Linked DNA regions of Homo sapiens: regions 1, 2, 3 and 5 are each linked to region 4. The links are chromatin loops, found by intact Hi-C in ENCODE. Cell type or tissue: endothelial cell of umbilical vein. All regions are shown on one strand. Region 1 has its middle 46 kb from the start of KCNIP1-OT1. Region 2 overlaps LCP2 (lymphocyte cytosolic protein 2). Region 3 has its middle 7.2 kb from the start of C5orf58. Region 4 overlaps KCNIP1 (potassium voltage-gated channel interacting protein 1). Region 5 has its middle 12 kb from the start of KCNIP1.

Region 1 (5,000 bases), 200 kb after region 4:
TGGCCCAACAGCCCTGGTTCAAATCTTGGCTCTGCTCCCTTGGGAAGGTTGCTTCATGTCTCTTGGCTCATCTCTGGTCTCTCAAATGGGGGTGAGCAGAGATTTGAAGGTTTGTTTGGAGGATCTCACAAGTCAATACACATTCATGGCCGTTGAGTGACTGGCCTGCAGACAGCCATGGTTGTGAGGGAGTTCAGGACACACTGTCCCAGATCTGCCACCTTGGCATTTGAGAAAACCACAGAAGAAGGAAGGTCGCTCTCTGACCTTCTCCTGCCCTTCTCCCCTGAAGCAGGCCATAAAAGAATTTCCTGAATTTATTCTCAAGTGGGTCATGAAACCTTCATTTAAGAGGTGCCTTCCCTAGACCCACAGGGAAGGAAAGTCCTTCTCTATGAAGATGCAGAGACGCAGAGAAGAATCTGAAGAAACAGGCCTTCCAAATGCCACTTAGGTCATTACCATCAAATCATACCCCCATTTTCCGATTATACTTCTCCACAATTATCTGCTTCTTCATCAAACTTGGCAAAAAATCACATAGATGTCCCTGTTTCTTTGGGTCTTCATTTCTCAAGGCTCCCATGTCACACAAAACTTAAATTACTTGGTTGCTTTTCTCTTGTGAGTCTGTCTTTTGTTACAGGTGCCTCAGCCATGAACCTAGTGATGGATGAGGAAAGAAATCTTTTCTCCCCTACAGATGCACTTTTAAAACAAACTTATGGGGCTGTTATGGGGCCTGGAAACAAGGGCCATGAGAGGGCTTGTGGGCTCTAAACAGCTGGGCATGTATTAGTATTCTTCTAGGTCTAGACTGGGCCTCTGGTCAAGAATGGGACCCCAATCAGGAAGTCTGAGCTAAAACACTGCAGAAAGCAGAAAACAGGGGAACACACACATGCACGGGCACAGACACAAGTACACATGCATGCATGCATGCACACACCTGCGCTGCAACACCTGGGAACTTGTCGAAATGCAATTTCTCTGGCCTCATCTCAGATTTACTGAGGTCAGCTCTAGGGGCGGAGCCAGCTCTCGGGGTTTCCGTGTTCCCTCCTGGGGATTCCAGTGCTGACCCAAGACTGAGAACCACTGAGCCGGATGGGCGATCGCCTTCATTCTGGCCTCAGTCCTGGCAGCTGTGCCCTGTGACCCAGTGGGAGGCCTGTCATCCTTTAAAGCTGGTCCCTGAGACCTTTCTGCTCACCAGGCGGAGCAGGAACAGGCCCTGCAGGGTAGCCTCCTGACTGCCTAATATTGTGGGCATTCTTTACCCAGCGTCTACAGTCTCTCCTGCAAATTAATAACCTCGAATGGCCGGAATTTGCATAATGGCTCTCCTGTCCCCATCATGGGCCTTCATTAATTGTTTTAGAATACTATCTCATTGCCTAGAGCAGTGGCTCTTTGATTCTGTGGGCCTCAGAACCCCCTGGAGAACTTATGGAAAGGTAAATGCTCAGCCCCACATCTTCTCGGCTCCACAGTCCTGTAGGGTGGATTGAAGACGCATGTGTACTTTACAGAGGATTGGGACGAGGCCAGGGTCTTGGTCAATGAAGGGCTTTGGGCATGGTGGGCAGGAATGTGGGTGTCTGATTGAGATCGAGGGGGCAGTGCTGCAGCAATTTGCAGGCCCTGGCTTAAGAAGGGAGTGGTCTGGCTCAGGTAGTGGTGGCCTCCCTGCGCATGAAAACAAGAAGATGATGTAGGAAAGGGAGAGAAATTCCAGGTACCTGTCCTTGAAAGAAGGTCCTCTGGGTGGTCTCCCCAAGATGTAACCTGAAAAACAATAGCATTGTTTCCTGAGCACCTTGCTGGGCTCCGTGCACGTGGTCCCTCACTTACTTCTCCTGTAACCCTGTGGGGTACGGATTTTATCCATCACTCCAAGGGTCAGTGAAGGCTTGTCCATAATCACATAACAAGGCAGGAATAAGCATGGCCCTGTCCTCTTCCAGAGCCTGTGCCTTCAGCATCATCTTATGCCTTCTCCTCCTGGGAGAGAATGGCAAGGGGAAATAGCTCACTTGGCCCCGGTGAGCTTGCAAAAAAGCCCCAAAAACCATCCTGTCCAGCCCCGCTCTCCAGATGAGGAGGCGGAAACTCGGGGGTGTTGGGGGTGCGCTGTCTGCACCTACAGGCGCTGGGGCCCTCTGCCCTGGAACACAAGCTCAAAGTCCCGTTTCTGGTTTGCAGTGAACCTCTGAAATATGCTAACAGAGTCCAGAAAGACCTCAGAAGCTGGGGATGAGGCAGGGTGTCTGTGATAATGTCCGGGACTTCTCCGGCCTGCAAAGAAGTACAGGGGAGACACCGAACCCAAGAGGCTACACGTTGTAGCAAAATTTCACCTAGAAAAAGCCAGCCTGTGGCCTGTGCTGCCCTCTGCTGGGCACCAGGTGGTACTGGCTGCAACTGGCCAGGGCCGGCTCCCTGGGTTGGGTGGGCCTCAGGCCAGGCTACCAGGAGGAAATTGTCTGAGGACCTGACGCTGGCCCCTTCTGCCCCAGCCCAGACAGGCTCACATCAGTGGCGTCCAAGGCCGTGGGCTGGCAGCTGACTGAGAGCTGGGCGTTCCCTTCCATCCTGTATTTTACTGATAGATGGATTGAGATGGAGTCTCGCTCTGTCGCCCAGGCTGGAGTTCAGTGGCACGACCTTGGCTCACTGCAACCTCCCCTTCCTGGGTTCAAGTGATTCTCCTGCCTCAGCCTCCCGAGTAGCTGGGATTACAGGCTCGTGCCACCACGCCCGGCTGATTTTTGTATTTTAAGTAGAGATGGGGTTTCACCATGTTGACCAGGCTGGTCTCAAACTCCTGACCTCAACTGATCCATCCGCCTCGGCCTCCCAAAGTGCTGGGATTACAGACATGAGCCAGCGCACCAGGCCCCATCTTGTTTTTAGAGGAGGTGTGATAGTCATCTCACCCCACCCACCGACCCGTCCCCCAGTCAACCCAGGTCCCTGGCTGCTGCTCCTAGTCTGCAGAGACCAGGAAAGACAGCAGCTTCCTGCCTGAGCTTCCCTGGTGCACATCCTACCTCCAACCTGAGTGCTCTTACAATTCCCTATCCTGATCTCCTGGGGAGAGGTATGATGATACCCTATCCAGGATGCCACCCGATTGGGGGCTGGAAAGCAAACACCCCAGGAGGCCTCTCACTCCAGCCCATAGGATAATATTAACAATACTTGACATTAACTGAACACTGGCTATATTTCATGCTCTATTCTAAATGTGTGTGTATATATATATGCTTACATACATACTTAATCTTGTATGTATATGCGTACATGCGTAATTCTCACTTAATATGAATCTTAACACATACATACTTAATCTTCATAAGAAACTTATGAGGGAGGTACTGATATTATTCCCATGTTATAGAAAACAAAAAATTGAGGCTCAAAGAAGTTCCACAGATAGTTTGGGGCCCGATAGCCAGTAAGCAGCATTTGAACCTAGATAGCTTGGTTCAGCTTTGGTCACTTTTCTTAAGCGTGATGAGAAAAGTGGGCACAAATCTACAAAACTCTTTTTGAGGTCAGAACAAAGAAATGCGGCCCAATCAAGGCAGTCAGGCTGGGAAATGGGAGCTAAAGTGAGCAGGAGGCCCCTCTGCATGGAGACAGGAAAGAGTGTGGTCTCTACAGCCAGGTGGGCCTGGAAGAGGGTCCCCCACTGCCCCGATGAGCTGTGAAATCCTGGGTAAATTGGTGCCTTGTTCTGAGCCTCAACGTCCTCATTTGTAAAATAATAAGGGTTTCGGTAAACGTTAAATGAAACAGTGAAGAATTTAGCATAGTGCGTGACATACAGCAAGCCCTCAACAGAGGCAGATTTCCTTTATTCCTTTGACATTGGACTTGGCTACCAAATGATCTGGAGGAGGCAGATGTAGTGGTGATGACAAGGATGCTGATGATCTACCTGCTCATTATCACTGAGCATCTCCTCTATTTACTTAATAGCTATTAATGGCTATTGTTTGGCTAGAGTATATGAGCTTTGGATTTACTTTTTGTTTCATTTCAGTGGTTCAACCATAAAGCTTTTAAAAACATTGGTACCAGCCAGGTACAGTGGCTCATGCCTATAATCCCAGCACTTTGGGGTGCCGAGGCGGGCGGATCATCTGAGGTCAGGGGTCCGAGACCAGCCTGACCAACATGGTGAAATCCCATCTCTACTAAAAATAGAATAATTAGCCAGGTGTGATGTTGGGCGCCTGTAATCCCAGCTACTCAGGAGACTGAGGCAGGAGAATCGCCCGAACCCAGGAGGCAGGGGTTGCAGTGAGCCAAGATTGTGCCACTGTACTCCAGCCTGGGTGACAGAGCGAGACTCCATCTCAAAAAATAGTAATAAATAAAATAAAAAGAAACAAAAACATCGGCACCTGGGTTCTACTGATTTAATTAGACTGGGACTGTATCAGGTCACGATACTTTCTTTGTGTTTGTGAACCTCAGGTGGTTCAAATTGTGTGTCTGGATTGAGAGCCATGGAGAAGATTTCCCTCCTGCCCAGTCTCCTCCTATTTAACACTCATCTAATCCTTTAGACCTCAGCTTAAATGTCACTTCTTTAAAGAGACATTCCCTGATCGCTTAGACCAGGCCCCACTTCCTTTGTTTTACACCATTGTAAATCCCTATTCCTTTCCTTCAGAGAGAATTTATCTCATTTATATTTATTCTTCTGGTCATGTCAATACTATCTGTCACCCTCACTAGACAGTTTATGCATCTGTAAAATGGGGATATTAATTTCCACCTCAGAAGGTTGTAGCGAGGATATAATAACAAAATGTAGGGAAAGAGCCCGGTTCAAGGTAGTCTTTGTGAATGGCTGCTCACTGCATCTTGTCCCAGGAGTCTCTTGGGATAACACATCATCACTTTCTGATTTCCAAAAATGAACACTTGCCAGCTTCAGAGCGTTAGGCTGGCTTTAGTTTCTCTGAATTTAGGCTACCAAGTGG
Region 2 (5,000 bases), 360 kb after region 4:
AATGACGAGGAAGCTCTGCAGAACTCCATCCTGCCTGCCAAGCCTTTCCCCAACTCCAACTCCATGTACATCGGTAAGGGCCCGTTTCCGGATTTTCTGGCCCGAGCAGCCCAAAGGCAAGCTCGCCACTGCTGCATGGAAGGCTGATGCCCCAGCTTGCCCATGTAGCAGAAAGCTCTGGGTCTCGATATCTGCTCGGCTTCTTAACAGCTATGTGGCTTTGTACAAGTAACTCTGTCTCTCTGGGCCTCAATTTCCTCATCTGTGAAATAGGATAATAAATGTACAGACCACATAGGTTTCCTGTGAGGACTACTAAGACTGCAACCAATTCTTGCCTATGGTGGCTGATATCAGCATTGAACTACCACCTAAGGCTATTTGGCAGTTTCAACTCATTCTGCAGTTTACTCAGGTACTCCAAGAGTACTTTCCTGTTCCTCCCCATCTTTTGACCAAATTATAGTTACATGGCATTATTATGCTAGAATAAACATGAAGATATTGAGTAGGGTTTGACTATAACTTTAAAAAATATTAGATGGTGTTTACGATTTTTATTGTCTATCTGTCCTTTTAGCCCACTTCTCTCTCCATTCATTCAACAAACATTGTTGATCTGCTGGGAGCCCAGGCCCCATTCTCAGTGCTTAGAAATGATCAGGAAAGAAGAAATAGCCCCTGCCTCCTGGGGCTTACATTCTAGTAGTGGTGTTGACAGAAAATAAACAAATATATTCTTAAATAATATACTTTCAGAGAGTACGCTGAAAATTGAAGGTCAGTACCACAAAAAACGAATACCATTTAATCCTTTATGCGGTATAACCCATTTCCATTTTAAAGCCCTTTCACAAAATGCTGTCTCAATATCTCATGGTGGTTTTTAAACATCTGTGTAATAAGGACAACCATGATCAAGTCTGTTTCATATACAGGGAAGTGGAGGTCCGGAAAAGCAATGGATGAGTCAGTTGTTGAGTGCCTTGTGTGTGCCAGTCATTAAGATACAGAGTGAATAAGACAGCCCTCGCCAAGGGACTGACAGTCTGGCAGGTGACGCACCCTCCAACAAATGAGCCATGAGGTTACTTGGTGAAACCGTGATACAGAGGCACGAAGACAAGCACAGATGAGGCTGGAGCGTTTGCCTGAGGGTGTATCTTTAAGCTGTGATATTAAACCAAGGTTAAAGGATAAATACAAGTTGGCCAAGTGGAAATGGATGTGGTAAGGGAAGAACATTTGGAGCAGTAGAAATGGCTGTGCAAAGGCCCTGAGGCTCAAAGGAGCATGGCCTATTAGAGAAGCTGAGAGATGGCCAGTGCGGGTGGAGCAGGGTGGAATTAGATCAGGCTGGGCCTTGCTCCTACCCTTTTCCCTGTGGAAGAGCTGCACCTCCCCAAGGCTGGGACTAGAGTCGGGCAAGAGAGGCACCCAGGGCACAAAGCGTAAGGAGGCCCTACCCACTCACCCCTCTTGCTTGATGGTCTTGTCCTGGCCTTTCCCTGTCAAAGGGGTAGGAAATTGCCAGCCTGTCAACCTGGCCTAGGGACACTTCCGTGGAGATGTGGATAATGTGAGTTTCTGCCCAGATAATGTGAGTTTCTGCTCGAGGCAAATCTAGCTTCCACTTAAGAGTCTGTGGTCTGGTAACAGAAGTTGGTGATCAGCTCCTCCCTTTATGGGAAGAGATGAGCAAAATGAGGAAGTGTCAGGGAGGAGATAGCCCAGGACACTGGAGAGGGGAAGGAAGGGCAGACAGAACAAGATCCCTATGGCAGTGAGAGCTGACTTCACCCTGCACAGGCAGCTGGGTGTGCCTGTGAGATTTTTGGCATGTGTGTGTGTCTGTGTGCACTCGTGTCTCTGTGTATGCAGGTGTGTGCATATATATGCATGTGTGTGCATGCATGTGTGCACATGTGTATATCTGTGTGTCTGCATACAGAGGTATGCGTATGTTTACTTCTTACAAAATTGTCTGAAAATCCTCCCTTCCAGTTCTGGCTGAGCTGGTTACAAAGAGGCCTTTCTTGATTGGCAAAATCTCTGATAAATACCTATTCCTGTGAAATGCAAAGAAAGCTGAGCCTGTGTATAAGGAGAGTGACACAAACTAGGACAGAAAAAATGGGCAGGGAGGGGTGGGTGAGATCCAGGCTGGGTCTCCCCGTGGCTGGGGCTCATGTGGGCCTGGGGGTCAAGGATCATGCACCCCCGGTGCCCCGAGCTGCATATCTGTTCCTGGAGACCCCTGAGCTTGGCCGATACTCCCCTTTCACTTTAATAACCTTGTGTTTCCACAGACCGGCCCCCCTCTGGGAAAACCCCCCAGCAGCCTCCTGTGCCCCCCCAGAGACCGATGGCCGCCCTCCCGCCCCCACCAGCCGGCCGGAATCACTCGGTAGGCCTCCTCCCGTTCTTTTACAGTACTTGGTGTCCACTGCAGTTATTTCCTCCGCCAGAGAGAAAAATAAAACTATAAACATCTTTATCTCATTCTAATTTTGTAAGAAAAGATTATAATCTTTTCCCTCGGCTGGGGAAAGGCAAACCCAAGCATTCACACGTGTTTCTTTTTTGGGGTAAAATACTGGTGGTTTTTATTTACTTCCCACTATTTGAGAGAAGTGAAAACTGTAAAATAAACCCAAAGAGAACCGAATTAAGTCCGTGGCACCTACTGGTGTTGCCTGGGTACCGAGCCTTCCTCTCTCCTGCAAAAAGACTTGCGCCACCTTCTGGCCGACACCTGAAATTCCAAGGACAGGAGCCTTCAGACCGGAGGAGACAGAGGTAGCAAACCCCGTTTTCTCCTTCTTCGAGCATACAGCCCGGTCCTTGTGAATCTGATAAGTTCCCAGAGTGACCCTGAGAAGCTCAGACTAAGGACTTGATAGTTAGGAATGTGTTCCCTTCACAAGTTTATCTACAGATGTATATTGCTTTTGAGATTTGAAGACCTTCTTTTGAGATGCAGGATTCACTTATTTAATCAGCAAATATTGTCTGAGCAGCTACTATGTGCCAAGCAGAGTTCTAGGCGTTGGGGATAAAGTGTGAACAAGATAAATAAGGTCCCTGCTTTCATAAAACTCAACTAGGGCTAGTTATCAGACGGTAGACAGATGTCTGAAAGAGATCATTTGAGTAGTTATGTGTGGTTCGGGGGACGGAAGACCAGGTAACATGACGGTATGGGGGGGGGAGGTGACAAGGACCTGGGACAGAATGAGCCAGTTGTGGGAAGAGCCGGGAGAAGAACGTTCTAGGCAGAAGGAAACAAGTGTAGGGATGCCAAAGAGGGCATAACCTTGAGATTTTCCAGGAACTGCAAGAAGATTCTATGGTAGGGACCCCATGAGTACTGAGAAGGGATCACAGGAAAGAGTTGAGAGGGCAGACATGGGCCAGCTCAGGCAGGGCCTCGCAGGACATTAACGAGTTTCAATTTTGTTTCTAATGTGATAGGAGGCTTAGCAGGAAAGTGACATGCTCACTCTGCTGCCTGCAGAAAAGAGCTTGCGTGGCAGAGTCTAGAACAGGGAGCTCAGATAGGAGGCTACTGCGGTAGTTCAGTGAAGAAATGGACATGGATGTTTGTAGGCAGAACATGAAGATGAGGAAAAGTGAGCAGATCCAGACAGGTTTTGGGAGTGCCGGCTCTTGCTGATGTATTGGAAGTGCTTCCTAACGTTTGGATCTTTATGCAGCCACTGCCCCCACCCCAGACCAACCACGAAGAACCCAGCAGAAGCAGAAACCACAAAACGGCAAAGCGTGAGTACAAGGGCTGCTCTCTCTTGCCCTGTTCCCACCAGGCACTCCCCTAGCCCCGCCCAACCCCCAGCCGACTGCTTTCTTCTTTTAATTGATGTCAGCCTTTTCCCCTTCCAGTCCCTGCTCCTTCAATAGACAGAAGCACGAAACCTCCCCTAGATCGTTCATTAGCTCCGTTTGATAGAGAACCCTTCACACTAGGTGGGTATGATTCACATTTAATGCATAGTAATAATGATAAGCTGTTATAAAGTGCTTCCTGCATACGTTTCACATGTACCATCTCATTTAACTATGGCCACAATACTAGGAAGTGGAGACTAGTAGAATCATCCTCATTTTACAGATAAGGAAACGGAGACACAAAGAGGTACCTTCCCAAGATCACACAGCTACCAAGTGTTGGGAGTAGCGACCAAAGCCCATATCAGCCTCATTAGAAAGCTCCTGCTTGCAGCTTCTGGGGGCTGTGCTGCTTCTCTATGTGATGTGGATGATCTGTGTATACAAATCCCATTGTCCTTCAGCCAAGAGGCTTTAGGGTACAGAGAGAGGACCTGAATTGAGACAAAAGGGTTGGGGGAGCTGTTGTCTGCTGCCTTGCCTGCTACTTAATAGCTCACAGACCACAGGGATGTTAGTTTTTCAGAGCTCAGTCTCCTAATCTGTAAGGTGGATGTTCTGTACATAGAAAATGCTTTATAAATCCCTAAGGTGCTATTCAAATGTCAGGGATGTTTTTGTTTTAGGTATGCAATTGACCAAACATTGGGTATACCACAGTGCTTTTTCTTCACAATTTACGCAGAATATTCTTGGATTGCAGTTACCTTCACGTGCAGCTATTTTCAATTCAATTCTTAGCTACCATTTATTGAGCAACTGCTATGGGGCAAGTGCTCTACCTACCACAAATACACCTACAGTATCTCTAATCCTCACAGCAACTCAACAAAGGAGGTGCATTTTTAACCTCACTTCTCAGATGATAAAATTAAGGGTCAAAGAAGTTGAATAATTTGCCTAAATTTGCCTAAATTCGAACACTTGTCTTTCTGACTTCTAAGTGGGGGCTCTTTTCCACCATATCAGGCTGCAGTTGAGGACCCTGGGTTTTAACTTGCTGTGAACTACATGAGTCTGAGGAAGGAACTCTGCAACTGAACGGAAAGGAGCCCAGAATCCCAGCTGCCCCCACCCCTTTCTTGGCTATGCTC
Region 3 (5,000 bases), 410 kb after region 4:
CTAATTTAGGTCTTTGTTTCTTCTATTTCCTAGTAATTTGTTTTATTTTTATATTTATTTATTTATTTATTTGAGACAGAGTCTTGCTCTGTTGCCCAGGCTGGCGTGCAGTGGTGCAATCTCGGCTCACTGCAACCTCAGCCTCCTGTGTTCAAGCAATTCTGCCTCAGCCTCCTGAGTAGCTGGCATTACAGGCATGCTCCACCACGCCCACCTAAGTTTTGTATTTTTAGTAGAGACAGGGTTTCACCATGTTGGCCAGGCTGGTCTCAAACTCCTGACCTCAGGTGATTCTCCTGCCTCAGCCTCCCAAAGTGCTAGGATTACAGGCGTGAGCCACCACACCTGGCTGTATTTTATTTTTTGATCTCTAGTTTCACTTGCAACCATAATGGAAAGTCTAATGCTAACATCTGAGATGTTAGATGATTTGTAAAATATTTATGTTTTTATATGTAAATTTCCATACTCAAAAACCCCCTGTACTCCTGCCTCTACTCCCACTGCCCTGGTCCTGCCCTGTGTTACAATAATGTCCTTCCTGTCTGCTCCCACCACCTACCATCTTTGTCCCTAAGAGCCACTGTATATGCTCCAGCCTCTAGTGGGATGAGCTTTTTAAAATGTAAATGGAATTGTGTCTTTCCCCTGCTTTAAAGCCTCCCAGGGGTTTCCCTTAATGGAATAAACACTACACTCCTGACCCTGGTCCGTAAGGCCCCACAGCTCCAGTCTCCCTTCCCCTCACTCTCCTCTCAGGCCTGGCACAGGCCAGCGGTTGTTTGGAACCTGTTTCCTTCTGAGCTTGCCATGTTGGCTCCTTGTTTTGCTTTAGGGTTCAGAGAGGCCTTACTCTGATATCGCCCCATCCTCTCTCCCAGCCCCTTCTGTGTTTCCATGCAGTACTTGATATAATTTGTTATGCTTTATTTATGTTTCTGTTTACTTTTTGTTTTGGTTTTGACCTGTCTCTTTCACTGTAATATAGTTCCTGTCAAGGGCAGGAACCAAGGGTCTAGTTCACTGTTATCAACGCTGTGTCTAACACAATTCCTGGCACATGGTAAATGCTCCATACAACCTTGTTCAGTAGCTGAATGAATGCAGTGGTCCCTGCTATAGTGGTATCCTGGACAGTTGGAGACACCCAGATGCAAATTACCCCCAGATGCCCTGATGGACTCAACAAAGCTCTGAGGGCAGAAGTCACACCTGCATGCCTTCTAGGTCCTCTGAGAGAAGGACAGACAGCCCCCATGGTGGCCAGGGAGAATGTGGGGGAGTGACAGCAGTCTAAACTAAAGGCATTCTCCTTTCATTCCATCTGCTTTCTGATTCTGTGGCACAGACCAGAGATCCAATAGAGCAGTGGCAAGCCGATTCAGTACTGTTCCAGAAGGCCATTGCAGGCCTGGAAGCTTCCACACAGCCTCATGTGGGAGGGATTACCCAACCCCGGTTTCTGATAAAAGAACTATCTCAGCTGTGGATCATCATTTGAATAAAAATCAAATGACTTAGGATCTGTCCAAAATGAAGAATGTTTTAATACTTTGTGTGTAAAAACACTGATATTTTGCTTCTTTTTTATTAAACAGATTTTATTATTTTTCAGAATCTTGTCAGCATAATCATTTTATGGGTGGATGAAATATTCAGCCCTGCTGCTGCAGGAGTTCTTTCACAGCAATTACCTTGTGGCACTTTTGCTGTAATTAGGTTTTCGCCTAGGATTTTTCCCTGGGTCTGGGTAATAAATGAAATATGACCAGAATTTAAATTTGTCAATTACAAGCAAGTGTAGTGCGTAAACACACAACAGAGCCATGAATTCCAAACCACAGGCTGTTGCTGGGGGCCAGATGCTCGGAAAATTAAAATGGAAATAAAACTACTGACTGGAAAACGAAAAGTGGCCCCCAAAGAAAGCAAATCTCCCCTAACACTCATGCGTGATTCTACCCAACTGTGCGAGCTCTTGACTACAAATTCTTAAGCGTGAAACTGGCAACTCAAGAAACAAGCAGGGATTTGCATTAAAACCGTCTACGCAGGGCTCTGATCTCCTGCCTTATGAACTCCTGTTTCTTGAGGCCAGATCAAACAGTTTTTGGACATAGTGGGCCAGGGTTCCATGATGGTGATGTTCTCTCCAAGCTGCTCAAGGACTGCCAGAGATTTGGGCACAGGATCGGCTATCTTTCAGCAGCTGCTGTTTTCGCTGACCTGACTTCAGTAATTGCTCCTATGGGGCCCTCTGCTGGCCATCTTTTGCAGAAAGGGAAATCTTAGGGATCTGCACTGTTGGAGACTTTGACAAATAATGTTTCATTAAAACAACCACCAAACAAAAACACACTTTTTTTTAACTTTCATATATAAGAAGCCCTAGACAAGGGAAAAGGAAGTCACAATTTTATAAACTTCCCAAGTGCCATGCATTTAATATTCATACAACAAACCTTTCTTGAGCATCTGTTGTGTATCAGACACCATGCTAAGTTTGAGGCATGTAGGGGTGAGCCATGGAGCTCATGGTCTGGTGAAGGAGACAGACTGGAATCCACACATCACACAAATGCATATTAAGTGAGGATTCAATTAGAAGCTATCAAGGAAGGAAGGATGTCCCAGTGGGGACGGTGACACGGCTGGGGCAGCTTTCAGGGAGGGCTTCCCTGGAAAGGGAACATTTGGGCTGAGATGAGAAGGAGAAACGAGCATGATAGGCAGAGGGAACAGCATATTTCAGGCCCTCATGTCAGGAGGCATCCTGGCAGATGGGAGAGCTTGAAAGAATGTCAGCAAGGCGGGGATGCAGGGAGTGAGGGGGAACCCAGGGTGAGATGAGGCTGGAGAGGGAGCAGGGGCCAACCATGCTATGCAGAGGGTTACATTCTCTCTCCTGATGCCTGTAGGAAGCCACTGAAGGGTGTTAAGCAGGTGACGAATGGGAGGTAGTGGGTGGTATGCTCATAATTGGAGTTTAAAAAGGTGATCCTGGCTTCACAATGGAGAACAGATTGGACAGGAGGAAAGAATAGATATGAGAAGTCCAGTTGGGAGTGTATTGCAGTCATCCATGGGGAAGATGATGGGGCCTTGTTTAACATGTTGGCAGAAGAGATGGAAATGACATTACAGAAATGTTTAGAAGTAGAATCAGCACAGACTCCGTGATAGGTGACACCTGGTGATGGAAGAATGGGATGCTAAGCATGGCCTATATGATCTCATTTAATTGTGAGAGCCTTGGAAACAATTCATATTCCCATTGTATGCCTGAGGAAATTGAGACTCAGAAAGACTCAGGGTTGGACTCCAGATTACTCAGCTGGGAAATGGCTGGGCCTTATGCCTTATAAACCAAAAAGTATCTGAGACAGATCTCAATCAGTTCAGAGGTTTATTTTGCCAAGGTTGAGAACACAATGGGGAAAAAGAGACACAAGCCACAGTCGGATCTGTGGCCCTATTTCTTCCAAAGAGAATTTTGAGGGCTTTGATATTTAAAGGGGAAAATGGGTAGGATGAGAAAGGGGAAAGAGAAAATAAAGGGAGGATATGGTCACATTCCACACGTTGTAGTGAAAAGGAGGGGGTAGAGGAAATAGTCAATTATATGTTTGTCTCATGCTCAGTAAATCTGCACTTTACATAAGATAAAGTAAACATGGAGTAGAGGAAGCAGTCAATCAAATGCACATTTGTCTTGGGATGGGGAGTGGGGACAATTTCTAGTCTCCTCTTGTCCCATACCCATGAAGATAAGCTGTTGATTTACATTGTCAGGGTGAGGAAGGCCTTCTGTGGAGACATGCAACCTTCTATCTGTAGCTATCAGTTTAGAAACAAAAGCAAAGGCAGGTCTTTTTGTTTTTTGTTTTTGCTTTTGTTTTTTGTTTTTGTTTTTGTTTTGTTCATGACTCAGATTCCAGGATGAGCCCTTTCCCTTTGGCACAGTGAATTTGGGGCCCTGAGATCTTATTTTCCTCTCACAGCCTTCTATTCCTCCATATTGTTTCTAGGGTTGCATAGGACATTTGCTTAGAAACTCCTCTCCCTACATCTTGTTATCTATCCCCTCCATTCTTGAGACTACCTCGAATGGTTTGCCATGTTTGTTTTCCAATCTGCCTCTCCCACTAGACCGAGCTTGTTGAGGCCTGCAGTTGTGTCTAGTTTGCCTCTGTTCTGCAAGTGCTTAGTTCCGTGCCTGGCTCACAATGAGATTACTTGCTGAGTGATTGAGAAACTTTCACCAGTCTCCGAAAGAAGACAGACATTTAGAGGGCAGGGTGGTTTAAATTTTTCTCACTGGCCTAATTCTCTCTTGTACCCAGACCACAGTTTTGGGATTTAGGCCGGAATGCCCAAAAAGGACTTTTAAGAAGGAACTGGAAGTTTCTAGAAACCTAGTGTGGCCAAAACAAAACAAACAAACAAACAAACAAAAAACAGGCTTTAGAATCATGAGGCTCTGGATCTAAATCCTAGCTCCTCAATTAATGAGGTGTGCATCCTCGAGTTACTTATCCTCTGTAACTCTTCAGTGTCCTCATGCATAAAATGAGGATAATTTGAGTAGCTGTATTTAGTTAATAGGGCTGTTGGGAGGATTGCATTTGATCTGTGCAAAGGGCTTGGCACATTAATATATAAATTTCCTGTTTTTGTAGAAAAGAAGGATAAGAATGCTTATGGCTAGCCAAGAAAGTGGATGGGGCTGGGAATTTGTCTCCACTTGACCTTAAAGTTTCCCTCACTTACTGACTCCTCTTCTTGTGGTTTATTCTGGAAGGAGGAAAGAGGAAGTTGGCTCTCTGGGGGTCCTCAACAAGCTGACAGATGTCCCCTAAGGCAGCTTTCAACAGAGAGCTCTTTATTATTATTATTATTATTATTATTCTTTGTGATTTACAGTGTGTGTCTACGAGCCTCTGGGCACAATCATGGAGCAGGAATGGAACTAATAAATTGGATCTGTTTCCAGCTTAATT
Region 4 (5,000 bases):
GGCGGAGATTGCGGTGAGTGGAGATCGCACCACTGCCCTCCAGCCTGGGTGACAAAGCGAGTCTCTGTCTCAAAAATAAATAAATAAATAATAAATAAAAGATTTTCTTATTACATTTATATATGGAAGCAAGAGAAGCCCAGAGAGGTGAAGTGACCTGGCTGAGGCCACACAGCATATTACTTACAGAGCTGGAATTCCAGGCAGTCCTCTTGACAATCTAGTTTGTGATTTAAGGGTTGCCAGCCTGGAGCTGCAATTCCTAACAGCAATGCCTGGGAATGCTATGAGCTATTAATCTCCTCTTACATATAAACAAATTGCAAAATGTATCATATTAATGATGACCTTTCTCTTTTTGGCTTTCAGGACACATCTGCCTGGCCTTCCTCTTGCTTCAGTGGTTTCCCATCCCAGTCTTTGCTGGTCCTTCCTAATCTGCCAACCTCTTACCATTGAAGAGCCTGGGGCTCGGGACTCAATGCTCTTTTCTTCCCTCTTTACACACACACACTCCCTGGGAGAGCTCATGTCGTTTTGTGGATTTCCGTGCCAATGACTCCAAAATTCTATCTCTTGCCAGGATCTCTCTTTTGAATGCCAGCCTCAAACATCCAGTTGCCTACTTTGGTGCTACTCGAAGTGTGGTTCTCAGTCTGGCAGCATTGGCATCACTTGGGAAGCTGTTGGAAATGTAGAACCTTGGGCCCCATGTTGGGCCTATTGAATCATTTTGGGCCTATTGCAACTCAGGGGTGCAGGGGTGGGCGTGGCACCCATCCATCCGGTTTAACAAGCTCTCCAGGGGACTGAATGGATGCTGGAGTTTAGGAAGCATTTTATTCCTTGCCCTCTCCACTTAGATATCTCCCAGCCATCTCAAACTTAACAAGTCCGAACATAAGTTCCCGATATTTCCTCACTCTACCAGCCTTCTCCATCTAAGTTAGTGGTGACTCCATCTGGTTATCTGCTCAGACCAATAACCCTGCTCAGACCAATAACCCTGCAGTCATTCCGGAGTCTCTGTCTCACCTCAACTTTGGTCTGTCAACAAATCCCGCTGGCTCCATTTTCACAACACCCGCAGAACCACATCCCTCTCACCACTGGCACTGCCACTAACCTGGCCAGAGCCGCAGCATCTCCCACTAGATTCTTGTAGAAGCCTCTTGGGCGCTTTTCACACTCTGCCCTTGGCCCTGACAGTCTACCCCAGCACAGCAGCCAGAGGGATTAAAATGTCATCAGCTCTTGTTTCTGCCCCAAGCTCTCCAATGGCTCTCCTTCTCGTGCAGCATAAAAGCCACAACCCTTATCCAGACGCACAGCCACACCCCGCCCCGCCCCATCCCCCCTCCGCCCCGCCCCCCGCCCCCCCCTCCGTCCCCCCCTCCGCCCCCCCGCCCCCTCGCCCCCTCCTCCGCCCCGCCCCCTCCTTCCGCCCACCGCCATCTCTCTGACCTCTCCTCTCCTCTTAGTTCTCTGTCCCTGGCCTTTTAGCTCATTCTGAAACATTCCTGGAACACATCCAGGCACATTCCTCTGCACTGGCTGATTCTTCATTTTCCATCCTGGAAAGCCTCTGCGTTTCTTTTGCCTCCTGCTTGGGTCTGCCATAGGCCTCTGCACTGGCTGATTCTTCTTCCTGAAAAGCTCTCCTCCCAGACATCTGCATATCCAGTCCCCAACTTCAGGTCTTACTCCAAGCCACTTCTCAGTGAGGCCCCCTGACTACCTCAGTCACTTAATTTTTAAAATTTGCTCCTATGACTAGCTGCCCTGCTCATTTTCCTCATCTTCTGTGTTGTCCATGTGTTTGGTAGAATGTCCGCTCTCGCTCTCGCGGTCCCCTCCTCCCCTGACCAGCGTCCTCCTCCCACTTCGGAGGGTCCCGCTCCGCCTGTCTTACCTCTTCTGGACGCCAGGTGGCGCCCCACACCGCCCAAGCCCCTGGCCGCCTCCATCCTTGCTGGAGAGACCCCGAGAATGCCTGGGGAAGGCGTGACCCTCGCAACCCCCTTCCCTCTGCTCTCCCCCTGCTCAAAGGAGGATGTCCTTTCTGACCACCAAAGCGGATGTTTCCTCTGAGACCCAGGAATTCACAATTATTCCTCGGGGAGAAGGGAGGGAAATGGCCTCTTCCAGGTTCAACCCGTGCTCAAGCCCCAACCCACCCCCACGCGAGGGAACGCTGTGCAGGACCTGCTGCCTGCTGGGTGCGTGCTGGGTGCTTTTACATGGTTGTCCCATGGAACCCTCAGCACAGCATTAGCGTTCCCACTTACAGATGAAGAAACTCAGGTTCAGAGAGGCCAGGTTGCTTGCCTGAGGTCACACAGCTGGTTAAGTGCAGAACTGGGATTCTAGCCTGACTCAGAGCCAGGGCTCTTCCACTTATTAAATGTCCCCCCAGAGAAGGCACAGCAGGAGGCTGGCCCATCTTTGGGCATCACATTTTAGGAATCGAGGAAGGGAGCTGACACTGGTTTGTGCTGGTCTCTTTCATTTACCGCCCACATCCCTGGCGGTAAGAATGTGCAAACGGCCCAGAGAGGTTGTGGTGCTTGCCCAGGGCCACGCAGCAGAGCCGCGCTGCTCCTCCTCATCTCCCGCCTCTGTTGGTTCGCCCTGGCCTAGGGAGGCAGAGTGCTCTGCAGCCCCTGCCAAAGGAGGCTGCTTCTCTGCAAAGGATTCTTCAAAAGCCTTGCAAGGAAGCGCCAGGGGGCAGTGGTGAAGGCTGGAGGAGAATCTTCTGGGGGAAAAAGATACAAGATTTGAGGCGAGAATCCTAATTACAGGAAGACTAATAGCCTGTCAATCCACGTGGCGTTGGTGGGACAGGGCTTGATTCCAGGGGCATCTGGGGTTTTCTGAGGGTCTCTCTTGCTCGCTCGCCTGGGTATTCATTTTCCCTCGCCTCTTGGAGGCAGAAGCAAAGGCTCCGAGAGCCTTGATTCAGATGCGTGTTTTTCTGCTCCCCAACTCCAGCTGAGCCTGGCCTGGGGACTGGGCAGGAGGACAGAGGACAGGCACGAAGGTCCTCTGTGGCCGGCGAGGACTCAGAGCTGAGCGGCCTCAAGCGTGGGCCCCTTTAGCTCCCCCTGTCTGTGGCAAATCGTCCTGGACACCAAAGACAGCCGGGAAGGGGAGGTCCACCCCTGACCAGTTGGGAATGTCCCTGTGAAGGGGCGGGATTTGGACCTATGGCTTGCTGTCATGAAGGCAGCTGCCAGTATGTGCCAGTGCACATACCATCTGGGGCTGTTGTCGGCGCTACTCTTTCCCCTGGTCAGGACTGGCCCAGGTCTCTAGTGGGGGCAGCACGTGGCCTTGGGGAGCCCAGAGGCCCCTGGGAGAGAAGCCCTAGGGGACCTGGGAGTCTCAGCTCCAGTGGATGGCATCTGGAGGGGAGGAGATTTGAGGGGTTGTGCCCCCATCACAAAGAGACTTTCCTGGCATCCATTCATGATGAGCAATGACAAATACATAAGCCAGCAGTCTGGGGCCTGGTGGCTCTGTGCTGTGGAAGACAGCTTCCCTTCTGTGCAGGAGACAATTCTGTGTGTTTCTAAAATTCCATTCGGGAAAGCCCCTGCGTTTCTTTTGCCTCCTGCTCTCCTGCTTGGGTCTGGAGCTGCTTTCAAAAAGCGTTTGAAATGGAGAATGGCAGAGTCCAGTCACCAGTGCTCAGAATTGCTCTTGGTTCCTGAAGCCCCTTCCTGGGGCAGTGGTACCATGTGTGTGGACAGCAGCTGCACCCTCAGCCTTTCCTGAGCACCTACTATGTGCCAGGCATGGTGCTTGGGCTCTCACACACATTCTTTGGTTTTCTGCCCACAGCTGTCCTGGGAGGTAGGAATTCTAACACCCATTTCACAGATGACATAACTACCTATCTAGGGGGCTGGGCAGTTAGGACAACAGCCCCTACACACTGGAAGTTCTCTCTCTTGTACCAGGCAATTTCGCAGCCATTGTTTTGTGAAGCTGAGTGATTGTCCCCATTCATAGAGGAGGGAACAGAAGCTCAGAGAAGGAAGTCATCTGGTTGGAGTCACCTGACCAAGTTCACACACTGAGTCATTGACAATCTGTACTCAAGCCTCGTACCCTTATTCCTAACCTAGTGTTCCCTCCACTGTCCCGTGCTGACAGCTGTTATCAGTTGCTTATGCCCTGGTGTGACTGGGGAAGGAGGTAGCTTTGGAGATGCTCTTATCTGCACGCTGCACTCATCAGAAAGTCTCCCTCTGAGCCTCAGTTTCTGGACCTGGAAGATAGGGGTGATGCTGTACTCTGGAATTAGACCTTCAAGACACAGTCATGCAATCTGTTTCTTTCCTCCCATTCCTCCCCACCAGGCATTTCCCTGTGGATGGAGAGGCTGTGATTGCTCCCTTGGGGTACAATTGTTTACCAGTAGATTCCCTGACCCCTGGTCTTGATGTTCTCACCTGTGCTGTGCCCATTCACATCCTCTGCCTAGAGTACCCTTTCTCTTTCCCAGGATCCTCTCTCTCCTTTGTTTTGAAACATACAGTGGCTCCAAGTTAGGCAGTAAGGCCCTTTCATCTGCCCTCCCCCAAGTCCTGATGGACGCCTCTGGGCTCCAGCGACATAACGACACACTCGACCCCCTACTCATCTGTACGTCCCAGCCCAAATGCTGCCTTTTTGGAGAGTCTTCCCTGGTTCCCTGGCCCACCCTGGGCAGAAGTCATTGAGTTCATTGCTCTTGTTCACTGGCACACAGTAGGAACAATGAATGCATGTTGCTGGAGTCGGAGCACTCAGTACATTAAGTCATCGGTGCTGCCCACTTGGCTGCCTAATGCATCCATCCATCCATCCGTCCATTTATTCACTAAGTAAATATTGATTGAGTTTTATAACATATCAGGTCCTGTATCTAACCTTTTTGTCTGACATGGTGGGGAAAGACTGTGCCTAGATCTTCTCTGTATCCCTCGAGTTGGCATCTGGCCCCTCAAAATTGT
Region 5 (5,000 bases), 140 kb after region 4:
GAGAAATTGATGTGGTTTGCTGGGAATCAAGGCTACTGAGTGAGGAGACTGAGGAAGGCTGCAGACCTGAGACTGGGGCTTCTCACCTGGTTCCCACACTGCCAGTCCCTGGGGTATCTGCTGTCTGTGATGTATGGGCTCCCAGCCAGTCCCTCCAACAATTTAGCCAGCAGCCACCGGGCCCCTGCTCTGCCCCACCTGTCCTGCGATGGCACCAGGGAGGCAGTGAGAGATGAGGTGGGTATGGTTCTGGCCCTTAGAAAGCTCACAGTTCCGTGGAGAGAGAGTGGAGTATGCACTATTTGCAATCAACCAAGAGGTCACACCAGCTGAGAAGAGACATTTAATTAAACCTGGGGAAGGAAGAGTGGGGCATGGGGAGAGGGCCAGGCCAGGCTTCTCAAAAGAGGAGATGCTTGAGCAGGGTCCTGAAAGATGAATCAGAATTTGCCAGCCAAACACCACTCTTAACACATGACTTTGTTCAGTGTCCTCTTCCTTAACCAACTGCAGAGGAGTCACGGTCTACTTCACTCTCATAAGGGTGCCCTGGTGAGCTGACCAACAATGCTTCACTAACCCCATCTATGGGCTCACCAACCTGCAGCTGGAGGGACTTTGGAGAAAGCAGGTCCAGCCACCATGGTGACTTAACTCGATAATGCCTGTAATTCATGATTGAAATGAGCGACTGAGTCACCCAGAGCAATGGGATCTTCCTAAAGATCTCCAGGGATGGAACCTTCCTAGCTTCTATATGCAACCTATTCCAACTTCTACGCAGATCTAGGAAGTGCTTTCTAATATCTCATGAATTTCTGCTGAACTGAAAAGCATTGACTCTTACTACTCCAGGAAGAAGGGCATGGAATACCTCATCTGAGAACCCATTGTGCAAGCTGCCAGAGCCACACAAAGCCCTGAGTGTCCTCAGTTCAGCATCAGGGTGGGATGGGGGAGCTCGCATTTGGTGGGGGATACAGATACAGATAGTAAACAAAACTTTCTACCACAGAAACCAAGTGGGCGGGACTGGTGGAGGGCTAAGGGATTTGACCTGCACCTCAGGCTCTGATTCTGACTGTGCCCATCTGTGGTGTCATAGAAAGGGGCCGGGGGAGGTGGCTTACGCCTGTAATCCCAGCACTTTGGGAGGTCAAGGTGGTTGGATCATGAGGTCAGGGAATCAATACCATCCTGGCCAGCATGGTGAAACCCCGTCTCTACTAAAAATACAAAAATTAGCCAGGCATGGTGGTGGGCACCTGTAGTCCCAGCTACTTGGGAGGCTGAGGCAGGAGAATCACTTGAACCTGGGAGGCAGATGTTGTGCCACTGCACTCCAGCCTGGGTGACAGAGTGAGACTCCGTCTCAAAAAATAAATAAATAAATAAATAAATAGATAGATATTTGGTCTCTGTCTCCCATTCCTAGCACAAAGCCCCTAAAACCCTTGGAGTTTCCCGAGTGATGAGGGTATAGGAGCATCTTTTGTTCCAGTGAGGTGACTCTTGGTGAGCCTTTGATAGCTTCAGGATTGGGCTGGTCACCAAAAAGACCAAGCCTTGACTGGAAGCTTGAGACTTTCAGCCCCATCCCCAACTTCTGGAGAGAAGGAAGAGGCTGGAGATTGAGTCAGTCACCATTGGCCAATAATTTGATCAATCATGCTTATGTAATTGAACCTCCATAAAAACCCCTAAGCACCAAGATTTGGAGAGCTTCCCTGTTGGAGAACGCGTCCAAGTGCTGGGAGAAAGGCATGCCTGGAGAGGGCATAGAAACTCGATGCCTCATCCCCCAACCCCATATCTTGCCTGATTCAGTCATTTCATTTGGCTGTTTCTGAGTTGCATCCTTGAAAACAAACCAGTAAACATAAGTAAAGTGTGTTCCTGAGTTCTGTGAGCTTCTTTAGCAAATTATTAGACCTGAGGAAGGAGTCTTAGGAATCCTTGACTTATAGCTGGTTGGTCAGAAGTACAGGGGGTCTGAGACTGGCCACTGGTGTCTGAAGTGGGGGCAGTTTTGTGGGACGAGGCCTTTAACCTGTGGGGCCTCTGCTAACTCTGGATAGTTAGTGTCAGAACTGGATTGAATTGTTGGGTACCCAGAACTGGTGTCCGAGAACTGGAGAAAAGTCGGCGTGAGCAAGAAAAGAGAACTACTCAACATTATTATGAAAACTCAGAAAGAGTCTCCCCAGAAAACAAGGGCTCCTCTAGAGTTTTACTACTGGAAGTCAGAGGGCCTTTATATGCCATCGAGCTGGGCCCTATTTTCACAGACGGCCCACGGAGGGGCGAAGTCTGTTTAGCAAAGCACAGAGAGACAGTGACAGAGCTGGGACTGCAACTCAGGGCTCTGGAAAGTTTCCGGCATATTTAAAATTCCCTGAGTTTGCTGTAACTGCCAAGACCTCCCCTGTAGGTCTAGATGCACATTTACTCTTGGCTTCCTGTGAGGCACAAATGAGCACAGGAAAAGGCCTCTGTCCAAAAATGTTCCTTCTTCCCCTTTACTAAATGCCCTTAAGATGACGTAATATCACATGAAGCTTAAACCACAAATATCTGGAGGAAGTTGGCACTGACCTGGAATTCAGACTGAAGTATAAATGACTGATATTATACTGTGAGCCAGATTTGCTAGGTAAGTGATGAGGAGGAAATATGAGCACTGGAGATTTGAATCCTGTTAGAGGGGTGGGAGATGTGGGCGGGGAGAGTAGCCTGAGGCCTTCAGTACATCACCGAAGCAGGTGTATGTGTTTAAAAATAGTATGAGTCCTGGCTGGGAAAGTCTGCACTAGGTAACCTTGTTTTCACTTCTGCTAGAATGCTACTTTGTGTGGTGCATTCATTCATTCATTCTTCATTCATTCTTCATTCATTCATTCATTCATCTACCATTGATATTCACTGCACTCCTGCCTGTGCCTGCCCCTGTTGCAGTTTCCAGGATACACTGGTGACCAAGATAACATTTTCTCTGCTTCATTCTCAGAGGGAGGGGAGGTCCGGACTGACAGTGATAGGTAAGCAAACAAACGAATCAGATCATGTCTGATGATAGCAGGACTCTACACTTGATCTTAGCCAAAAACCAAGAGGTGATGGTGATGTAGCACCCTAAACACAGTGGAAGGGCCAACTGTATTAGGGCTGAAGGGATCAGCCTGAGAAAGAAGGCCTTACAAGAAAAGGAGACTGATTGTGAAATTTGAATGACAGAAGTTACTTGTGTTTAGGATTTGGGGCGAGAGAACTTGAGGTAAAAGAAACAGCAAGGCCTACAGCCTCACAGAGTGGGCTGGGTGTGCTCAAGGTGCAGAGAGAAGGGGATGGGGCTGGGCCTAGGGAGCTTGGGGAGAGGTTGGAGAGGAGACAGAGGCCAGATTACAGCGGGCCTGTGGTGCTCCGTGAGGAGTGTGGATTTTATAAGCAGAGTAGTGAGAAGTCATGTGAGATTTTTTAATAACCTTTTCTTTTGAAAGGATTATAGACTCACAGAAAATTCCCATAATAATACTGAGAGGCCCTTGCACCCTTCACCCAGTTTCCCCCAGTGGTAACATCTTAGGGAACCACAGGACAATGTCAAAGTCAAAAAACTGACATTGGCATGGTCCACACACCTTGCTTGGATCTAACCAGTTTTATATGCACTCTTATGGGTGTGTGTATGTGTGTAGTTCTGTGTCATTTTATCACACACATAGATTTGTGTAAACACCACAGTCAAGATACCAACTGTTTCATCACCACGGGGGGCTCCCTTGTGCTTCTCAATTGTAGTTGCCCTACCCCCAGCCCGTCAATGTGGGAGAATTTCACACAGTGAAAGCAAGGGTGAGAGCAGTCAGCTGGGTCAGGGACATGGCCTATCCAACTTTGGATGTCCCAGAGGCCTTAGAACAAAGTAGGTTCACCATGAATACAGATGATTTTGAATGCCTTCACTTTGCAGGGGAGGAGCATGAACAGAGAGTTTAAACAACTCAGTCATGGTCACACAGCGCTTCTCATGGCTTACTGAGTATCTCAATGTACATGCAGGTATTGGCTGGAAGGTAATGGAGAGAACCTGTTGCCCCCACCTTGAGCCCTCTCAGTCTCATTCACTGGGGTGGGGTGGAGATGAGTGTGCTGGGAGACTGGTGAATGTCCTTAACCCTCAAACCCTGGAGCTCATCTCCTTCTTGCAGCTGCCAGGCTCATTATTCCCTGCACATGGCAGATATCCCAGGGCCGCCTGCAGGCATGTGGGGCTTGGGGCAGTTGGAGGGCAGACCTGGGGGAGACCCTCAGTTCTCCAGTTTCTTTGCTAGGGACCCAGTGGCTAAGTTTACTTCATGAGGCTGGAAATAGGGCATAGGTTTTAGCCTCAGGCTTCATTCCCCAGGATAGCTCCCGTCAGTTGTAAAGGGGGTAACTTCTGCCCTGAGCCTCCATTTTTTCTCAAATTGTTCATGGGAGAGGAGTATGAGTGATTGCTACCTTTCAACTTCAAGACCAAGCACAGTTCTGGGTCCAGAATGCCTGCTGCAAATAACATCACAGTTGTATTTTGCGTGGTCTGCTCAGAACTGTCTGAAGGTGTGGGTGCACACCAGTGGGAGGAGGCAGGGGACCAAGAGAAGGGGGTCTAGCAATATGGAGAAAGAAGGAGAGAGGTCAGGGGTTGGGGCAGCCCTGGGGCCTTTCCAGGACACTGAGGGAGAGGAGAAGGGCCGGCCCTTGCCCAGGGGCCTCCTGCACGAGGCCCTTACCTGCAGGACAGCCCTGGCCAAAGTCTAGCGGCAACCAGACAGTCTCATTCCTTCTCTGCTGACAATGTGCAAATCTTGATTGCCTATAGCATGGCTTTCTCCTTCTCAAGGGAAATTTCTGTCTGTTTCTGCCAGCAGTCCTCCATCTTTTGGGGTAAGTGCCGAGGTGACAGATGGAGTCATCGTCCCCTACCTCTTCCTTCAGTGCCTGCAGCCTCCCAGGCTGCT

Evidence for each region. Hi-C counts contacts between places; a loop is a spot of excess contacts. Peaks named below come from ENCODE experiments on the same cell type or tissue, not always from the same donor. Only the 100,000 strongest peaks of a DNase experiment are listed, where the experiment ranks them.
Region 1: it touches region 4 in a loop (7-fold over the local background); 101 of 110 quality-filtered maps call a loop at or near these places.
Region 2: it touches region 4 in a loop (5-fold over the local background); 22 of 110 quality-filtered maps call a loop at or near these places.
Region 3: it touches region 4 in a loop (8-fold over the local background); 52 of 110 quality-filtered maps call a loop at or near these places.
Region 5: a loop joins it to region 4, with 5 times the contacts of the local background. A loop is called at or near these places in 3 of 110 quality-filtered maps.

Annotation. Positions count from the first base shown.
Region 1 is chr5:170,432,574-170,437,573 of GRCh38, reverse strand. It overlaps a transcript of KCNIP1 not described here. Among named protein-coding and RNA genes, the nearest start is that of KCNIP1-OT1, 46 kb to the right of the region's middle. In endothelial cell of umbilical vein, a CTCF peak has its summit at 2,398 (motif pointing left); a DNase peak (open chromatin) is centred at 2,383.
Region 2 is chr5:170,265,792-170,270,791 of GRCh38, reverse strand. It overlaps LCP2 (lymphocyte cytosolic protein 2), which reads left to right. Exons shown (of 21, transcript NM_005565.5): 7 at 1-73; 8 at 2,310-2,407; 9 at 3,717-3,783; 10 at 3,901-3,984. Among named protein-coding and RNA genes, the nearest start is that of LCP2, 29 kb to the left of the region's middle. In endothelial cell of umbilical vein, a CTCF peak has its summit at 2,747 (motif pointing left); a DNase peak (open chromatin) is centred at 2,731; H3K27me3 peaks cover 1,244 bases.
Region 3 is chr5:170,223,288-170,228,287 of GRCh38, reverse strand. No RefSeq gene overlaps it. Among named protein-coding and RNA genes, the nearest start is that of C5orf58, 7.2 kb to the left of the region's middle. In endothelial cell of umbilical vein, a CTCF peak has its summit at 2,255 (motif pointing left); DNase peaks (open chromatin) are centred at 2,227 and 4,717; H3K27ac peaks cover 1,397 bases.
Region 4 is chr5:170,630,119-170,635,118 of GRCh38, reverse strand. All of the region lies in intron 1 of KCNIP1 (potassium voltage-gated channel interacting protein 1), which reads right to left. Among named protein-coding and RNA genes, the nearest start is that of KCNIP1-AS1, 49 kb to the left of the region's middle. RefSeq lists enhancers at 1,830-2,009, 1,784-2,365. In endothelial cell of umbilical vein, a CTCF peak has its summit at 1,911 (motif pointing right); a DNase peak (open chromatin) is centred at 1,728; H3K4me3 peaks cover 248 bases; H3K27ac peaks cover 377 bases.
Region 5 is chr5:170,489,158-170,494,157 of GRCh38, reverse strand. It overlaps a transcript of KCNIP1 not described here. Among named protein-coding and RNA genes, the nearest start is that of KCNIP1, 12 kb to the left of the region's middle. In endothelial cell of umbilical vein, no CTCF peak of the experiment used is centred here; a DNase peak (open chromatin) is centred at 2,507; H3K27ac peaks cover 1,772 bases.